Regions from separate parts of the Homo sapiens genome. Here region 2 is linked to region 1. Evidence: chromatin loops called from intact Hi-C (ENCODE). Cell type or tissue: OCI-LY7. All regions are shown on one strand. Each heading gives the region's core, and the rest is flanking DNA. Links, peaks and the distances in the headings are about the cores only.

Region 1 (6,053 bases), core at 1,054-6,053:
TCACTCCAGCCTGAGTGACAGAGCAAGACCAGAAAGAAAGACAGAGAGAGAGGAAGGAAGGAAGGAAGGAAGGAAGGAAGGAAGGAAGGGAGGGAAGGAAGGAGAAGAAGGAAAGAAAGAAGAAGGAAAGAAGAAAAAGAAAGAGAGAGAGAAAGGAAGGAAGGGAGAGAAAGAAAGAGAAAGAAAGGAAGGAAGGGAGGGAGGGAGGAAGGAAGGAAGGAAGGAAGGAAGGAAGGAAGGAAGGAAGGAAGGAAGGAAAAAAGAAAAGAAACGAAACCTGGTGGTCCTGGTAACATTTTTGAGAAAACTGATCAAGCCTCATCTGAGGTCAGACTATTCCTGGACTTTCCTATTGTATGCGCCAATAAAAATCCTTTTGCCATTTTGGATAACGATTTCTGTCCCTTACATCTGGAGTCCCGATGATGATGTAAGATAGGGATTTGAGTTATTTTATTTGGAAAGCATGGCTGCAGAAAGCAGGAGTACCTGGGTCCATGAGTTACGCAAGTCTACCTCCTTTCAAGACTGAGTGCCCTGAGGTCCAAAGCCTGTGTTAGTTATCACTGCAATGTTAACAGGCATTCAATGATTATTTTTAGGAATAAAAGGAGGACAAGAAAAAGGCAAGTGGAAGAAAGAAAAGGGGATGGGAAATGTATAAACTCCTCCCAAGAAAGCGGGTCACCTGGTCACTTTGTTCAGGGCAGACTGGTCCTGCAGGAGCCCAGCAGGAGCATGAAGCAGGAAATGAGGGCACAGAAGCATCCAGCACCAGACTGTTCCAAAGGGCCATTTACCAGGAAATTGCCTAGAAATGACGGTGCAGCCATAACCGGGTCATTAGTTTCCCTACAAATATTTCTCCCTTTTGTGTGCAACAAGGACCCATTCAGCCAACTGTGTGGTGCTTCAGCTGAAATAACAGACCAGAGGAAATGTGTAATTGGCTTTCATCAAATTGAAACTGTAAGGCAGCCTAGCCAAGCTGAAGCTCTGTCTCTGGCCCTAGCACAGAAATTATTTTCTGCTTAATGTGAGGTTATATGTGGGAAAGAAGGGGAAATAGAGGGGAAAAAGAAAGAGGACCAGCCTTTGGGTCAGCTTCAGCCCTTCTGGCAAGGCTACTCAGAGCTTTGTCTTAACAGCCAACAAGGACAGAAAAGGAATCTGGCTCCAGACTTTTGGAGAGGAAGGGACCTGGGACAGAGGAAGAGAGGCAGTAAGGGGAGGGGTGGGAAGAGAGGGAAGGAGTTACTCTTTAATGAAATAAGGTAACTTACAAATTAGTTTTTAAAAAATAGTTCCCAACTGATATCTTTTCCCACCAGACTATTTATGTGAAATTTACACCTCAAAATAACAAACATAACGTCAACCAGTTTGCCAACTTACCACCTGGCATATGTGATGGTAACACATTTAATAATTATTTAATAATTTTAATAATTTAATAAAATGTAATCAATAATTTAATAGAGAAAAGTGAAAAAGAAAATTTGTGACTCACCCAAAGGGACATAAAGCATTATTCCAGGGACCTATGACTAATCTATATTTTGGGTGTGAGGGGAACTTTGTTGAATGATTTGGGAACTCTGTGGTATAGCTTATATATTTCCAGTAATTTTTTTTTTTGAGAAGGAGTCTCACTATGTTACCCAGACTGGTCTTGGACTCCTGGACTCAAACAATCCTCCTGTCCCAGCCTCTCAGGTAGCTGGGACTACAAGCACACTCCACCGTGCCCTGCTTATTTCTGGTAATTTTCTATCTGGAATTTTCTCTCTCATCTACTTCCAGGAATTTTCCATCTACCTTTCCTTTTAGGTCTCTTTGAGCTTTGCATTTCCCGTCCTGGCCCATCAGCTTCAGGGGAACATGTGAGTTCCACACAGAATTACTGGAGGGAGACAGGACTCAGCTCCTCTGAAGGCCCTCCCCGGGGCCCCTGACAGCAATATTGTTGTGCAGTTCCCATAGTGCTGCTCTGGTCATGTGCTTCCCTGAGCAAATTGTCCCCAGGATCCTTTGGACTTCTGCCTTGGTGTTTTCATTGCCATCATCTCAGGTTGAGAACTCCAAAAGACCACATGACAATGGTTTCCTGGTCCTCAGGAAGAACTGCCGAGCAGCAGCAGTAATGGAAAGAACATTGAGTCACACAGGCCTGGGCCCGAGTCCCACCTCTACCACCCACCACCTCCATGAGGCCATGGCGGAATAGAAACAGTGTGGGACTGGAAACGGGAGGACCTCGCTGTGTGACCTCAGGCAGCTTCTCAGTTATTCCTTTCTTACACTAAAATCTCAGTTACCTCATCACTAAAATGAAGATTATGATCACCACTTTAAAGTGTTGCTGTGGGGATTAAAAGAAATCATATGCCTGGTGTGGAGTAGGCACTAATTAATTGGCTAATGTTGCTATCATATTGTTATTGTTATTATGTGACCTTGGGGAAGACACTTAACCTCTCTGAACTTGCTTTCTCTTCTGAAAAACTAGAAGTAATAAAAATTACCTCTCAGGATTGTAGCAATAATTATATATGCAAAGGTTACAAGGATTGTTTATGTCACATATGTACCTGGTAGGCACCCAATGTTAGATTTCTATCCCTCTCACTTCTGGACTTCCCCTAATGCAATCTAGGATAAGAGTTTAAAGCTTCCGGCTGGGCGCGGTGGCTCACGCCTGTAATCCCAACGCTTTGGGAGGACGAGGTGGGCAGATCACTTCAGGTCAGGAGTTCGAGACTAGCCTGGCCAACATGGTGAAACCTTGTCTCTACTAAAAATACAAAAATAAATTAGCCGGGAGTGGTGGCAGGCGCCTGTAATCCCAGCTACTCAGGAGGCTGAGGCAGGAGAATCGCTTGAACCCGAGAATCGCTTGAAGCAGAGGTTACAGTGAGCCGAGACCGGCGCCATTGCACTCCAGCAACAGAGCGAGATTCCGTCTCAAAAAAAAAAAAAAAAAAAAAAGAGTTTAAAGCTTCCATCATGGCCAAGCTGGCCCCTACATTTTGCCAAACACCAAAGAATCTGTCTGTCCCTGAGGTGGATTTTTGAGCTGCCAGTCCTTGGAGTCCCCACCTGCTGTGCTGTCAGCCCACACCCTTAAAAGGAAAAACTGTGTTGGGCGGGAGGCATCAGAGGGACGGTCAGAAAGGAAGCCGACGGCTGCAGGATTCACTATTCGACACTAGGGGGCACAATAAGCTCGGGAACACTTTAGGGCCACACCCAGAAATCTCGTTTCCTGGTGCCCGAGTCTCCCCAGATAGGGCAGATCCAAGCAAGAAGAGAACGTTTAAGGACTGCCCAGCAAATCCTTTGTGGGAACAAATGATGGGAGAAAATGCAGAAATGCAGGGGGCAGTGGAGGGCACACCTTGCCTTCGGCTTCAGCCTGGTCCGGGGCTTGGAGAGCCCTCTCTGGCTTTCAGACTTTGACCTCCTCATCAACCCCGGGGAGAAGGGGTGGGGTCGGGAAGCGTGAGGAAAAGGAGATAGTGAAGACAAGCCAGAAGAAAGAAAGCATTTCTTTTCATCACTTTTCCCATTCATTTCAACTTCTACATCTAGCTCACTCAGCACTCAGCATCTTAATAAGTCCCAGTCCAGTGGGCCACAGCTAGAAGGAGCCTTATGGAGTCCCAGATGTTTAGTTGGAGCCTAGGACTCAGAGAAGAGGATTGAGCAAGATCTCCCAGGTAGCTAATACTTCCATGTACATCAGATCGCTTGGATACTGACAACCACCTGGTCTTGTAGACAGGAGCTATTATCTCATTTAACAAATGAGGAAACAAGTTCAGGTAAGTGCCCATAGCTCTCCTCCTAGCTACTAAGCCTTCATTGCCACCCACTATTCCCGCTTCTCTTGCTTTCCCTTGTTTTAAAATCAGTCCAGGCCGGGCGCGGTGGCTCCTGTAATCCCAACACTTTGGGAGGCCGAGGCAAGTGGGTCATTTGAGGTCAGGATTTCGAGACCAGCCTGGCCAACATAGTGAAACCCTGCCTCTACTGAAAATATAAAAAATTAGCCGGCAGTAGTGGTGCGCGCCTGTAATCCCAGCTACTTGGGAGGCTGAGACCGGAGAATAGCTTGAGCCTGGGAGGCAGAGGTTGCGGTGAGCAGAGATTGGGCCGCTGCACTCCAGTCTGGGCAACAGAGTGAGACCCTGTCTCAATAAATAAATAAATAAATAAATAAATAAAATAAGTCCAAACTTTACACATAATTCCAGGAAATTGCTACTCAGCTCCAAATATTCTATAAATCAAAATTGAAAATATTTGTTGCATTCCCCATCTTCCTAACCCACTTAGCATGATGGAGAGATGATAGAGCATAGTAATTTTGAGAGTGCACTTTGGAATCAGATCTAAGTAAATATTCTGTGTTCATCACTTATGAATTCCATGACTTTGGACCTCTTTGTGCCTCAATTTCCTCACCTGCAAAAGGGGACTGTTAATATCTATCTCGTGGAATTCTTTTAAGGGTGAAATGAGATGTCATATAAAAAATTGCATAATGCTTAGCACATAATTTGATAGCTTGATTAATGTATCTAGCATATATCATTATATTAAATCATAGGCTGAAATGATCTTTAGGAATTATTCCACTACTTTCATGCCTTTTATCAATGAACTTAAATGGAGTTAAGTGAGAAGGTTACTTTGCCAAGTAGGTTTGTGTATCGGGTCGAATGATGTCCCCCCAAAATTCATGTGCACCCATCTCAGACTGTGAATTTATTTAGAAATAGGGTCTTTGCAGATGTCATGAGTTCAGATGAGGTCATGGTGGAATAGAGTAGGCTCTAAGTACAACATGAGTGGGGCCTTTATAAGAAGAGGAGAGGACATACAGAGACGCTGAGACATAGAGAGAAGGCCATGTGAAGACGGAGGCAGGTATTGGGATGATGTAGTTACACGCCAATGATCACTGGGAACCACCAGAAGCCAGGGGAGAGAGGCATGGGATGGAGCATCTCTCAGAGCCCCCAGAAGGAGCCAACCTTGTCAACACCCTGATTTTTTTTTGTTTGTTTGTTTTTTTGAGACAGAGTTTCGCTCTTTGTTGCCCAGGGTGGAGTGCAGTGGCGCGATCTCGGCTCACTGCAACCTCCATCTCCTGGGTTCAAGCGATTCTCCTGCCTCAGTCTTCCAAGTAGCTGGGATTACAGGCACCCGCCACCATGCCCAGCTAATTTTTGTATTGTTAGTAGAGACGGGGTTTCACCATGTTGGCCAGGCTGGTCTAGAACTCCTGACCTCAGGTGATCCACCCACCTCAGCCTCCCAAAGTGCTAGGATTACAGGAGTGAGCCACTGCACTCGTCCAACACCCTGATTTTGTACTTCTAGCCTCAAGAACTGAGACAGAACACATTTCTGTTGTTTTAAGCTGCCCAGATAGAAACTACTATAGTTGATGACAGAATAAGAACTAGACTCCAGATTTTTTAACCTCTAGCCTAGACCTCTTTTACTCCATTGCTGCCTCCCCAAACCAGCAATAAACATTTATGGAAATTTACTTATTTGGAAAAAAATTGACACAATCTATAATTTTTAAGCACTTTAAGTTGTTGCCTGACACAATAGGCATTTAATAAATATTTTACTGTCCAGTTGATAAAATGATAGACATTAAAATGTTATATTTTGTTATACAAATCTAAGATATTGTTATGAACCATTTTTTACCTCTGCGTACACCTATGCACCAGACTCTAAATTTATTTACAAGGTTTATGTATTGAAGAATCACAAACCTCCATAACTCTCTCACTGCTACAATCTGAAAGATACACGAGGTTCACAAGCCCTGCCTGTTCCCTACTTCTAGGGGTGAAAAATTAAAAGGAAAGCAATCTGAACACCCTCAAGACTCTGAATCCTACAAGGCAGGGATGTTCTCATTTTTGCTGAGTCCTTCTACACTCATTTAGGAATACGCAGAAGGGAAGCCAGGAAATCAGGGGAGTTGCCCATTGCTCTAAAGGAAGTAGGTCACAGAGCACTGCTCC
Region 2 (5,000 bases), core at 1-5,000, 110 kb after region 1:
GATGTTTCTTACACAGTGAGGGCTGCTGATTTGAGCTTTTCAGGCAGGAGGGAGTGACAAAGGGAGGAGAACTTTGAGTGTCCTGCCTTCTCCAAGAATCTGCACACACACTCACACACACACCATTGCTCTGCGCTGTGGGTGTCCCTGCCTGGCAGAGGCCCCAGCACAAAGAGGATTAGAGAGATGAGCTAATCTGGTTTGTATCCCAGACATGGCCCCAGAAAGGGACCTTGTCCACCCTGATATGTAAGGATGTGAAGGAGTGAGGAGTCTTTCTTTGGGGGCCTGCTGGCTAACAGTACCAGAGACCCCACTCCACTGGAGTCCCTGGGATACTGCAGTCCTGACTTCAGGGTCAGATTTAGGAAGCAGAAAGACGGTCGGTCCCACAGAAGGAACTAGATCTCTACCCTACTTGTTTCACCAGTGGGGAAACTGAGGCCTGAAGTGGGAAAGTGATTTACAGAGTCATGCCAATAGTGCATGGCTGAGTTGGGGGAAAAAACCCTCAGGTTTTCTGACTTTTTACTGGTCCAGTGCTCCCTGCACTGTGTTGCAGGAGCTGCAAGGGAGAGGTATGAGACAGAGAGAGGGCAAGAGAAAGAGAGAGACGAAGACAGAAGCAAACATACACACCAAGGAAAATAGAGGTGCGCACACACCCACATGCACAGAGAGACGGAGAAAGCCACAGAGAGTCAGAAACAACATGGAGAGACAGATGGAGAGAGTGAAGAAAGAGCAAGACAAACGGTCATACAGATTCATACAGAGAGATACACACGGAGAGACAGGGAGTGACACAATCTGACAGGGAGACAGGCAAGAGACAGGGATTCAGAAAGAGAAGGACAGAGACATTCAGACAGGGAGGGGGAGGCAGGCCAACTTAGACACATAGAGAGACAAATGAAGACAGGGAGATAAACACAAGAGACAGATGCAAATAGACAGAGAATGACAGAAACAAGAGCCAGAGAGAGACCCAGGGAGATGGAGACTCAGAGAAGAGACATGGGGAGAGTATGAGAACAAGAGGCAGCGTGAACTGAGGAAGGCAGAGTGGGAGGGAGGCAGGCCATGCCCTCTGCAGATATTTGTCCATTGGAAACAACTCTCACTTCCAGATCATTCTAGGGCCCAGAACAGGTGGTAGGGAGAGAAAGAGGGCTTAGTGCTTAGCCTGTGTGATACAGGCAGACTGGGAACCCTCCCTTGGGGAGAGGCTGGTCAGTTGACCACCCAGGATCCCAGCAGCACACCCACTGGCCTCACACAGAACCTGGGCCACCCGCCCGGAATGGCCGTCAGCCCGCCCACTGCCTGGCTCCAGTCTGATTACAGCCAAAGTGCCAAAAGGCTCCAGACACCCCCATTCCCTGCCCCCATCGTCTCACCTCCCCACGCCTCCTCTCCTCCTTCCCCTTCTCCTTTACATCCCTCTCTTCCTTTCTTCCTAGTCCTCAGGGGAGCAGTTTGTGCCCCTGTTTAGCCACTAGCTGGGAGGAAAGGGGTTCTCCTCCATCAAGCCCCCTTTCCTGGTTTGGAGCTGGATGCTCCTTCCCTCCAAAGCCCTTTTGGTCTGGCCTCTTTGAGACACGTTCCACGCCTCGCCTAAGAGCTCATAAATACCAAGGAGAGGCCGGCCAGGCTGTGTACAAAGCGTGGATCCCCACTCTTTTCCCCCCTTAACAGCTCCTGGGTTCTTCCCAAGCTTCCTTTACTTCCCCAGACACCTGCATGGGGTGGCAGGGCAAGAGGTGAGGCATTAGTTACCTGTGTGAACCTGGCCCTATTTCAAATAAGACCTGCCTCGGTTTGCAAAGAAATCTCAGGAAAGGCGTCTCAGGGCCCCTTGTGCAAGCAGCAGGCTCAGGAATTCCTTGACTCCCATCCAAACCTCCCCCCAGCCCCTTCTTGGCCTTTCTCTCTGCTCATTACCATCCACACCACCTCCCACCCACCGGGAAAAAGAGAAGGTCATCGCCAAAGGGGCCCAGGGAAGGGGAGCCTTCTGGAGGATAGAGCAGGGTGGGGTAAGAGCTGTTTACCCACACCCCAGCTCCCCTTAGCTCATCTCCCCTCCCATCCAAGGGCCAGCAAAAATTCAAAATCATTCAGCCACGCATAGCTGAGAACAGAGTGAAAAGAAATCTTAACTCTGTCCCACCAGAGAGCAGAGCATAAGGTGACATCAAGGGTGACAGTGGACCCTTCTTCTTTGGGCACCCACTTTTGAGAGGACAGGAGGAGGCTCTAGTGCCACTATGGGGAAGAGGGTGGACCTGACTCTGCTGGCTGGGTGGAAGCTGTCCTGCTGGAGGCCCCAGGTAATCTGGCAGCTTTCAGGGGACCTGGGATTCTTCCTCAGGTCTCTACTGATACTGTTCACTATGTCTGCAGCATGCACCCTTGAACTTCAGCAGAGCCTAGTGTGCCACCCACAGACGGTTTTATTATATTTCCATGAAAATGCCTTGGGAGTAATGCCTTTTGCTCCTTGTTATTTAGGATACCCTGGCCAGTGTTGGGCACACAGCAGGTGCTCAGTAAGTGCTGACTTGACTCCATGCAGGGTTCTACAGACCAGAACTTAACTCTGAGATCAGTGACTCCTCCCTCTGGCTCCCAGAACTGAGAGTGAGAGTGTGGAATAAAATGAAGATGCAGGTCAGGAGCTAGCTTGAGCCTCTGGCCTTGACCCTCTGCCTGGCAGCCCCACAACAAGCCTTTGCGTGAGGAGCTGAGCTCTCCAGTAGTGTCTAGGACCTTGAGACTGGAAGTTTATTTTGAGATTTGAAGCTCCAAAGAGGCAGATCCCAGAAAACCTCTTCTCTGGCTCCATATTTGTTCTCTAGTTAAGTGGTTGAGTGCAGCTCTTGCAGTCAGCTGGCTCCTGCAGCCTGGGATTCCTCCCGGGGAACTGGGGACTCAGAGGAGAGGGGACAAAGAAGCAGAAGGAGCCAAGCCTCATCCTAGGTTGTCCACTCTGGGGGCAGAGGTGACTTGTAAACCTTAGAGAGAAGTCTAGTCCCCTCACCCACTTCCTTCCCTCTCAGAGCTGCTGATGTTTCTGGCTGTACCCCCCTCACCCCTCCCTTCAGCTCAGAAACATGCTTTAAAATTTTTTTTATTTCTATTTATTTATTTTGAGACAGGGTCTCACTCTGTTGCCCAGGCTGGGTGCAGTGGTGCATTCATGCCTCACTGCAGCCTTGACTTCCTGGGCGTAAACAATCCTGTTGCCTCAGCCTCTCAAGTAGCTGGGACCACAGGTGTGCATGACCACACCTGGCTAATTTAAAAAATTTTTTGGGTCTCACCGTATTGACCAGGCTAGTCTCTAACTCCTGTGCTCAAGCCATCCTCCCAACTCGGCCTCCCAATGTGCTGGGATTACAGGCGTAAGCCACCAAGCCTGGGCCTCAAAAACATGCTTTAATACTTGAGCATCTGTGTTGTGCCAAGACACAGTCCCACTTGACTGTAAAGACAGCTCAGGCCAAAGAAGGGGCCTCAGAAGTGATTTGGGGGCCCATGTGGGCGAGTCCACTCTAGGTTAGGGCTGATGTGATCATCTTCAGCCAACTTTCCCCCTCCCTGCGCTTTCCACCAACCCCAGGCCCTGTGTAGAAATAAACACAGGGCCAGAGTCACACCCAGGTCTAAACACACAGGGGAGTCTGGGAGAGGCTGCTGGAGCTCCAAGACTGCCCTGTGTAGGGATGGGGCTGGGTTGGGAGGAGGTAAAAGAGTGGTCCAAGGAAAGAGGCCCAGCCAAGAAGGAGCCTGGGCTCATTCCTCTCCCACCTGCCCCTCTCAGGAAAACTAAGCACAGAGTCTGTGCCTTTCTAAGGAAATAGCCAGGCCAACTGGAGCCCACCCGACAAAAAGAAAGGGAGAGAAGGGGAAGAAAATAAGTTAGCCTGTTGGCCACAAAGGATATGGTCCCAGTTTCTGTGCCAGGAAGTCGGCCCTGAGAAGTGTCTGTATTCAGTCCTCTCCAACTCCCATCCAACTCCAGCCCAGCCCCCACTTTCCACCCAAGTGGGGAGCACTGCCTCCCATTCATGACTTGGAGCACCTCAGGGACTCATCTGAATTCTCTTCCTCCACGCACTCCGCTCCAGCTGGATGGCCTTCTCGATAACCCTCGTACACCAGCCCACTCCTGCCTTTGGGTCCCTGTACGGGCTCTGCCCTCGGCTTAGGATGCTCTTCACCAGGAAGCTGCCTGGCTTGATTCCTTGCCTCCTTCAAATCTCTGCTTGCATGTCACCTTAATGAGGCCTACCCTGATCATCCTAGTTGCAACTGTAACCATCCCCTTGACTGTGCTCTCTTTACCACTGCACTTACTACTTTTTAACATACTCTGTTTTACTTCTGATGTTTATTGTTTATGGTCTATCCTCCTGCAATAGAAGGCAAACTCCATGAGGGCATAGACTGTTCACCAATGGGTCCCTAGTGCCTAGCACAGTCCTGGCATGTGGTAGGAAATAAGTATTTGTTGAATTAATGAATGCACTCATCACCTTACCACAGAAAGTGGGGGTAAAGGAGTGTCACTGTAGGTTGGGGACAGGAGGGAAGTGCTTGCAGCCCCTTCCCACTCTGCCCGCCCACAGAAGTTGGGGCTGCGGAGTGAGGGGCGCTAGGACCCGGAGGCGGTGGGGAGAGAGGTTAAAGGTTCCTCTGAAACCTTCTCCACTATCTCTGTCTCTGAGATGTCTGCAGCCAGCTGCACCCCATCTGCTTACACTCGGGAGGCACCTCTAACGCCACCACCGCCCCCCACCCCCAACCAAAGACTGACAGTGAATTTGGAGTTGGGGGCATCGGCAGTTACTAGTAAGTTGTTTACCCCAGGACTTTAAAATCATATGAGGAGGCAGGAAAGACACCTGCGAGGTGGGAGAAACTGAGGCTGAAGAAGCGACTGGAGCCAGATCCCAGGTGAACTCTGAACTCTCGAAGTTAAGCCCAGGATTTTA

Evidence for each region. Hi-C counts contacts between places; a loop is a spot of excess contacts. Peaks named below come from ENCODE experiments on the same cell type or tissue, not always from the same donor. Only the 100,000 strongest peaks of a DNase experiment are listed, where the experiment ranks them.
Region 2: it touches region 1 in a loop (5-fold over the local background); 6 of 110 quality-filtered maps call a loop at or near these places.

The regions. Positions count from the first base shown.
Region 1 is chr1:112,387,794-112,393,846 of GRCh38, forward strand. It overlaps a transcript of CTTNBP2NL not described here. Among named protein-coding and RNA genes, the nearest start is that of CTTNBP2NL, 5.4 kb to the right of the region's middle. In OCI-LY7, for the core only: a CTCF peak has its summit at 3,212 (motif pointing right); a DNase peak (open chromatin) is centred at 3,218; H3K4me3 peaks cover 890 bases.
Region 2 is chr1:112,502,872-112,507,871 of GRCh38, forward strand. It overlaps a transcript of WNT2B not described here. Among named protein-coding and RNA genes, the nearest start is that of WNT2B, 3.6 kb to the right of the region's middle. In OCI-LY7, for the core only: a CTCF peak has its summit at 2,504; a DNase peak (open chromatin) is centred at 3,210; H3K4me3 peaks cover 672 bases; H3K27ac peaks cover 1,302 bases.